Linked DNA regions of Mus musculus: region 2 is linked to region 1. A link is a contact called in ENCODE Hi-C or POLR2A ChIA-PET data. All regions are on one chromosome and are shown on one strand. The core of a region is the stretch at or near the end of the contact, and the rest is flanking DNA. Distances in the headings are between cores, read along the strand shown.

The links. A loop is a pair of places that touch in the nucleus more often than their neighbours do. ChIA-PET counts read pairs that join two places held with the same protein, here RNA polymerase II (POLR2A).
Region 2: a loop to region 1 is called in a map of heart, with 2.0 times the contacts of the local background. The contact joins the enhancer-like site here to the promoter of Anks1 in region 1. A Hi-C loop is called at or near these places in 3 of 37 maps with a recorded cell type or tissue (adrenal gland and heart). POLR2A ChIA-PET finds 5 or more read pairs at or near these places in 3 of 5 experiments (Patski and embryonic stem cell).

The regions. Positions count from the first base shown.
Region 1 is chr17:27,907,410-27,911,418 of GRCm38, reverse strand. Anks1 (ankyrin repeat and SAM domain containing 1) reads right to left here and starts at 2,113. Exons shown (of 25, transcript NM_181413.4): 1 at 1,773-2,113. The coding sequence starts at 1,957. Taf11 (TATA-box binding protein associated factor 11) reads left to right here and starts at 3,675. Exons shown (of 5, transcript NM_001379368.1): 1 at 3,675-3,918. The coding sequence starts at 3,748.
Region 2 is chr17:27,944,064-27,948,072 of GRCm38, reverse strand. The region is part of intron 1 of Anks1 (ankyrin repeat and SAM domain containing 1); the gene reads right to left. Among named protein-coding and RNA genes, the nearest start is that of Anks1, 37 kb to the right of the region's middle. Within about 2 kb of position 2,174, at least 2 of the 3 ENCODE cell types and tissues checked have a DNase peak (open chromatin) inside an H3K27ac peak, as active enhancers do; they include heart, where a contact is called at or near this core.

The sequences.
Region 1 (4,009 bases), core at 864-3,363:
TTAGTCATGGTGTTTCGTCACAGCAATAGAAACCCCAACAAGGAGACCGTGTCTCCAGGTGCTAATATAGGCACTAAGAATACAAGCATGAGACAGGCTGCCAACATGACAGCCATAAGTATACCAATCCATTCTTATTTACCTTTAAGGGACTGGACTACTCAGGGTCCCAAGCAGGAAGTCCCCAAGTAGCCCACAAACAGCAAACAAACCCTGTCTCTGATCAGGGTGTGCTTCCCTGAACATTCCCAACTATATGCGATCTACCCCAAAACTTGACTTCAAAGTCAGCCTAGCTGTGCCTCCCCCTGAAGGTTCTTAATCTACCCCAAAGCAGTGTCTGTCCTCTGAAGTACCAACTACTACTAGTGAAGATCACAATTCATTTAGGGATTGATCATCCCCTGAGGAGATGGCTCAGTCCATGAAGTCTTTGTTCAGCAAACAGGAACCCCCGAATTTGATCCAGCACCCATGTTTATAAGAAGAGAGAGAGAGAGAGAGAGAGAGAGAGAGAGAAGCCAACGTGGCTGTAATGCTAGTACTGGGAAGGCAGAGGCAGGGGAATCCCTGGGACTTGCTGACCAGCCTGTGGAGCAGAATCAGCAAATTCCAGGTTTGGTAAGAGACAGTCTCAAAGAAGATGGAGAGCAGTTGAGCAAGACACCAAATGTCAAGCCTTCACCATGCAGGCTTGCATGCATGCATGCACACGCACACAGAGATCATTCTACAATCAGTAATTTTCAACAAATCTATTCAACAAATCTTGAGTACCACCTATAAGCCAGTATTGTTCAAGACACTGGGTGCAGCCAACAGAATTGGGGTTTTCTTCCCCCAAAGGATCGTGCTTTTTAAAATCTTCCTGAAAAAAAAAAAATATGGGTTGAGACTCAGTACTGAATAACTGTTTATTAAAGCGGTGGGCTTCCTGGGTCCAAGCTCTCCAAACTCACTCAAACTGAAAGTGCATGAACCTATAAGGAACAGAAGCTAAGAAAACCACTTCTAAATGAACTTCCACTTCTCAAAAGCCTCAAAACAAGGAAGGAAAAGAAAACAGCTAAGAAAGCATTGCTGAACCAACACATTTTATGCACTCTGACAGAGCATTCTAATCCTCCCTCCCTCTTGTAAGCTACAAAGAGTGACCCCTCCCTCCCGAAGCCTTGCAGCCCGGGATTCAAGTGTCTAAAAGATCTCAGAAAGTTGAACGCACCTCAGCTCCCTGAGCAAGCCTTGGTTTCTTTCCGATTAAGTCTCAGGGGGGAAATGAGCAGATGCCACTTGGACGAACCCAGCCAAAGTGACAACGACAAACTGAGCTTCAGGCGCAAGAGGGGCTCAAAGTCTGAACACCTCGTGCGTGATCAATGCAGAAGCAATTTTAAAAACAAACAAAAGCCGGGTTCCGCACAGCCCGGTGGAACGTTCTAAGCTCGTTGGGGAAGGAAGCCGAGAATGTGCTCTAGGGGAGTCGCGAGGCTCTGCACGGCGTGGGAGTCCCTGCAGGATGTGAGAGGGATTCCGCGAATTCGGTCTGCTCTGAAGCGGCTTTTGTGAGAAGCGACAGCTGGCACCTCACGGCGGGCGAGGGTGACGCCGAGCTGTGCCATGCGGCGCGGGCTGCCACCTGGGCACTCCCCCCATTCTCCGCAGCGGCGACGCCAGACACGAGAGCCCGGCCTGCGCCGCGCGCGCCCCAGGAACCGTGACCTCTCGGGGGAGCCCTCGCAGTCCAGGCTGCGAGCCCCGGCGCGCGCACTCACCTCAGCAGACTGGAGAGCGGGTGGCTAGAAGAACCGAGGCCGCCGCCCCCGGAGCCGCCGCCGCTGCCTGAGCCGCCGCCGCCGCCGCCGAAGCCGGAGGAGAGCCGCTTCCCGGACAGCAGCTTCTCCACGGCCGGGAGGTGCCCGGTGCGGGCCGCCTCCAGCAGCTCCTGCTCCTTCCCCATCCCCAGGACCGCCACCCCTCGGACCTCAACCCGGAGCCTTGCAGAGCCTGCTCCGGCTCCGAAACTTTCCGTCTCCGGGCAACGCACCCCTCAAACCGGCCGGGGACGCCACCCCCTCTCCCCCCGCCTCCTCGGCCTCCCCCACTCCCTGGCGGCGCGTCACTTCCGGGATCCGGCGTCACGCGTCACCGCGCCCCCGCGCCCCGCCCCCTTGCCCACCTAGTGGGCGGGGCTCGGCGCCGCCGTGCAGGTGAGCCCGCTTGGCGGAGGGGAGCCTCGGTGTGCGGAGCCGAGCCTGGCGCAGGCGCGGTCTACGCCTAGCGGACCCGCCCATTCGCCAGGTGGCGGAGATCGGAGGCGGCACGCCTGCAGGAGCTTCCCGAACTGCTCGCCTTCCCAAAGGTTTGGGACCTCATGGCACTGGAAATGCGGTCATTGTTCCTGGCACCGTAGAAACAAAAGAAAAGGGGGTAACGCGTACCTCTGTTTTCAACTCCATTCAAAACGCATAGATTCAATACGGGATAGGCGCGGAGATCTAGAACCAGACTTGAAAAATCCCTCCCTCTGGTGCCTCCTGGAGGGAAGACCTGAGAGTTTTACTTCTGCAGTTAGACTGGCATTGTGGCAACTGCCATTTGTCCCAGCAGTCGAGAAGCAGAAGCCGCTGGCTGCATCGCTGTGAGTTTAAGGTCAGCCTGATCTACAAAGCAAGTTACGGGCTAGCCAAGGCTACATAGTGAGACCCTCTCTCCAGAAAAAAAAAGGTGGGGGGGGGGGAGGGAGTACGGGGGTGGCTGGAGAGGTGGTTCCCTGTTAAGAGCACTGGTTGCTCTGCCAGAGAATCTAGGTTTGATTCCCATCACTTGTGGCGCCTCACAGCAGTCTGTAACTCCAGCTCCAGCGGATGTAACACCTTTTGCTGGCCTCCCAGGGTACCACGAACGCATGTGGAGCTCAGACTTACATGCAAAACACCCATACACATGAAAAAAAAATGTAAGAACTCTTAACAGACACTATCCTCGCACTCCATCCTACTAACTCTTCAGAAAAAGTCAGAAGAGACCTTCTTTCTCTTAGTTGTCATGAGAGACATTTTAAAAGTCAGATTTGGGGAACCATTTCCAATTTTTAATATTGGTGGACTAAGGAGGGAAATGTAATTGGGAAAGGATGACTTTTTTTTTTTTTTCTGTTTTTCCCTCACAACACTAGCCTGTTCTGACGCGAGGCAGGTGGCCAATATTTGAAGTGTTAAATGAAACCATTGGATACTTTCTGTTGGCGTTAGAGATGCTTGCGAAACAGAAGGGAAACTTCCCTGGTGGACACAAGCCGGTGGTCTTAGTTCTTTGGGAAATCCGAGGTTAGGTCGCTGCCGGAAGCTGCTCAGTCCACGGCAACAACAAGCAGCGGGACCGAGTTCTCTCCCTGTTCCCCGACTTTGGGCTGAAGGAGTAAAGTTAAAGAAGGGTTAATTGGCATTACATTCCCAGGAAGGAGAAGAAAAAGAAGGAAAAAGAAGTCTCTCGGGAAACGAATTACGCTCTTTCAAAAACGCTTCTGCCCTGAAGCGGAGGATCTAGACTTCTACATTTCTTTCACATTAAAACAAATTCCGTTTATATGAATCCCCTGGGCAACCAACGCGCTTCTGGAAGTGACCCCTCCCAGGATCCGTGGGCGTGACGTCATCGCGGCGCGACGACGAGCCCTCAGCTCCAGCTCCGCTCCACAGCTCCTTCTCCCGGCGGTGCTGCCATCGCCTCTGACCCCCTGCTCTCGCGATGGACAACCTCGGGGAGTCGCCCACAGACAAAGGCGGGGAGCCAGGGGAGTCAGAGGAGACGAGGGCTACTCCTGGGGCTTTGGTGGCAGCCGACACTGAGGGAATCCCGGAGGAAACCGACAGGGATGGAGACGCGGACTTGAAAGAAGCCGCGGCGGAGGAAAGCGAGGTAGGTGGAAGTTGGTGGATAACGCTGCAGGACTACCCGGGTGCGCTCCTGACTGCTTTCTTCCAAAGCCAGGGAACTAGAATTCCCCCAC
Region 2 (4,009 bases), core at 925-3,424, 37 kb before region 1:
TAAGGGCGAGTGTCACCAAGCCCGACAGCCTCAGTTCCATCCCCAGAACCCACTTGGTGGGAATAAAATACCAACTCCCACAGGCTGGCTTTCATATATGCAGAGTAATATGCTCGTGCACAAAAACAAATGCAAATTTAGGAGAAAAGGGTGTAAAGGCAGGCAGGCGGCATACGGCCTCAACCCTGCCACTGTGATCAGGCTCACAGAGTTCGCTGGCCAGACCCACTAGCTAATCAGTGAGCCCCACATTCACCGAAAGCATGTCAGAAAAAAAGATGGATGGGTTGGGAATTTAGCTCAGTGATACAGTGCTTGCCTACCAAGTACAAGGCCCTGGGTCCTTAGCTGGGGGTAGGGAGGGTGGGGGTTGGGGATCAGATGGAGGCCAATAAAGGAAGACACAAGCACAAACACACACACACACACACACGAATCACATGAGCACACACAAATACATATATACAGGGGTGCAGAACACGCGAGGAGAATGACCTTAGTCTGAATCCTGGCTGCTTTCAGCTGCCCCTTGGCAGCCCTGGCCTAGGACCAAAGCCCTGAGAAGACAGGCAGGACAGCACCTTACAGTCCCTGGCCCTGGCCTGACTCACTCTATAGGAGAGGCGAGCTGGTCTGCCTGCATCCTCCTTCAGCAAACACTACAGACCAGGGGTTGCCAGCATGAAAAGAAATCCCTGAGCCTCCCTTAGCAGCCCCACTGGCCAGACAGGAGAGATGCAGTCACCACTGCTCTAGAGCGGTAGTTCCACTCAGGAAATAAATACACCAACCCCTTTCTTTCAAGGGTGTGCTGAGCACCCAGTGGCCAGACATAGCAATTACTAATGAACCTCTCTCCTCTGCCCATTCTTGGGGATCAGACCCAGGGTCTAGAGCAAGCAACACAAACTTGACTACTGAGCTGCACCTCCAGCCCAAAATGTAAAATGTTATAAAGCAGATGTCTGCTGGGCATAGTGGTACACACCTTAAATCCCAGCACTCAGGAGGCAGAGGCAAGTAGATCTCTGTGAGCTGGAGGCCAGCCTGGTCTATTAAGCAAGTTCCAGGACAGCCAGGGCTGCACAGAGAAAGCCTGTCTCGAAATAAATATAAAATGAAATAAAATTTAAAACTAACTAAGAAGTGGATGGCCATATGCTACCCACTGGGCCTTTGCTGTTGCTTGCTTGCTTTTGTTTCTCAAGACAGGGTTTCTCTGTGTAGCCCTAGCTGTCCCAGAACTTGATCTGTAGACCAGGCTGGCCTCCAACTCAGAGATTCATCTGCCTTCTGAGTGCTGAGAGTAAAGGCGTGCACCACCATGCCTGGTCCCACTGGGCCTTTTAATGGCAGGCAGTAACAGCAGATGTTTGTGCCTTTGAGTTTAAAAGCAGCAAGAACCAAGGCTAGAGAAACAGGAGCACAGATATTGCATGCTGTCCCAGTCCTCAGCTTCTCTCAGTCACTGCAAGTGACCAAAGTGTCTGACGACATCAACAAGTCTGAAAGCATGAACTCCCCCTCCCCCCCCCCCAAGCAGTTTTTGATGCAAGCTGGCATCAAGGCAATCAGCTTCTGATGTGAAAGCTAAAGACACTGAGAAATGGAACACAGGGATGAGGGCACAGGTCATTCAGACCAGTGCTTGCACGTACATGTGCGTGTGAGAGCACACACGCGCGCGCACACACACACACACACACACACACACACACACAGAGTGAAAAAATGCAGTCCAACAACCTTCAAGTGTGTATAACTGAGAAAAGTCCAGAGGATTTTCTTCTACTAGACTGACCAGGAATGGCCTCTCATGACCACTGCTTGCAGAGGGACAGGCATTGGGGCAGGAAGAGATCTGAGCAACCATCTAGAAGGACCTGGGGAGGGGCAGAAGAAAGGCAGGCTGGGTGGGGTGAGAGGAGGAGAACAAGGCAGGGCTGTTATAGGGGGGATGTGTGTGGAAGGTATTTTCTTTAAGAGTCTTGGCCAAAACAAACAGGTTTCACATGTGTAGGAGCAAGGGCAGCTTGGAGCAGAGCCAGCTGGTCATGAGGCCCAGTTTCTAGTACTAGGTAGGAGGCAACACTCTCAAGGATTTTATTCTTGCAAAGGGTTCAGGGGAAGAGATGTAGGCCAGAGTCCTGAGCTCCATGCCACTGCCATTGAGAAACCAGACGGTAACCAGGCAGGGGTCTGGAGAGAAGCCAAGGCAAAGCTCAGCAGACCTGCAGAAAGAAAAGCCACTTTCACCTAGTCCATGTGTGTCCTGGGAACGAAGTGATGGCCTGCATCCTCCTCGGCTCTCTGCAAAGGGTCCCTTTTATGAGAGGCATACAGAAGAAAGGGCTTTCAGCTCTCTGACACGGCCAGTCATCTGCGTACAGACTCTTCCTTTCTCTAGTGAGTCTCCTGCAGCCTTGGCAGCCCAGTCTAAGGCCACAGTCCTCAGAATGACAGCCCTAAAACTAAGCTTCTGCCACCCTCTGGGAAGAAAACCATAACACTCAAAACAAACATGACGGGCGTTTGGTTGTTTCAGGGCTGGGGACTGAACGTGGAGGTGTCCATGCATGCTAGGCAAGTGCTCTACAACCAAGCCACACCCCTAGCCTGAAAATAATTTAAAATCACATTAAATTAATCCAATCTTTCAGCATCTTTTCAAAGACACCAGCCTTGACAAGCCTTTTGGAAAATGTCAATCAAAGTCACAAAAGAACTGGAAGAAATCCGACAATCCAAAGATTTCAAGTGTCTAGAGGAAGGCTGTGTGGTTCTGCCGTGCACAGACCCTGCGGCTACCTCCCCTCCCACACGCAGGACCCTCTGGCAGCCTGAAGGCCACATCATTTTATGCTTCCACTGCAGATTGCTGATCTCAAAACTTCTTAGACAGAAATGTTTAGTCTACAAAAGCAGCGATAGAGTGGCCAATGACATGAGTGGAGTTTTGGACTCTCAAACGAAACTTTCGAAGAGAGCGCACTCATTATGACTCTAATTCAAAAGCAGACCAATTCCAATACAGCCAAGGGCTTTGAAAAGACATTTACCTTCCAAAGAAGTTACACAAATGGCTGATAAACCCGTGAAGAGAGATGTTTGATATTGTTACCTATGAAGTAAACAGTTTTGTTTTTTAAAATCACTGTATATAGCCACTTAGTAGTTCCTCCAAGTTATGCCAGAGACTGAGGCAGGAGGATTTCTGAGCTGAAAAGTTTATGGTTATCCTGAAGAACACAGTTAAGAGTTCACCTTTAGCCGCCTTTAATCCCAGCACTTGGGAGGCAGAGGCAGAGGCAGGCGGATTTCTGAGTTCGAGGCCAGCCTGGTCTACAGAGTTCCAGGACAGCCAAGATCTATACAGAGAAACCCACCCTGTCTCGAAAAAAAAAAAAAAAAAAAAAAAAAAAGGAAAAAAGAAAAAAAAAAAAAAAGAGTTCACCTTTGGGGGCTGGCAAGATGGCTCATCGGGTAAGAGCACTGGTTCTGAGTTCAAATCCCAGCAACCACATGGTGGCTCACAACCACCTCTAATGAGATCTGACACCCTCTTCAGGAGTATCTGAAGACAGCTGCAGTGTACTTACATATAATAAATAAATAAATCTTTAAAAAAAAAAAGAGTTCACCTTTGAAGGAAAATAATATATACCCATTTTAAACAGCTAAAGTAGCCCGAGGTGGTGGTGCACGCCTTTAATCCCAGCACTTGTGAGGCAGAGGCAGGCGGACTTCTGAGTTCGAGGCCAGCTTAGTCTACAGTGTGAGTTCCAGGACAGCCAGGGCTATACAGAGAAACTGTATCTCAAAAAAACCTGAAAAATAAACACAAAACAACCCGATAGAATAAAAACAGATGATAACAGGCGTGAGGACACAGGTTCCGGGACCCTCAGACTCCTAGGAGGACAAGGAGATGATAAAGCCACGTAGGAAACCCTGGCAGGTCTTCAGAAAGTTAAATATATTATTACCACATAATTCAGCAATTTACTAT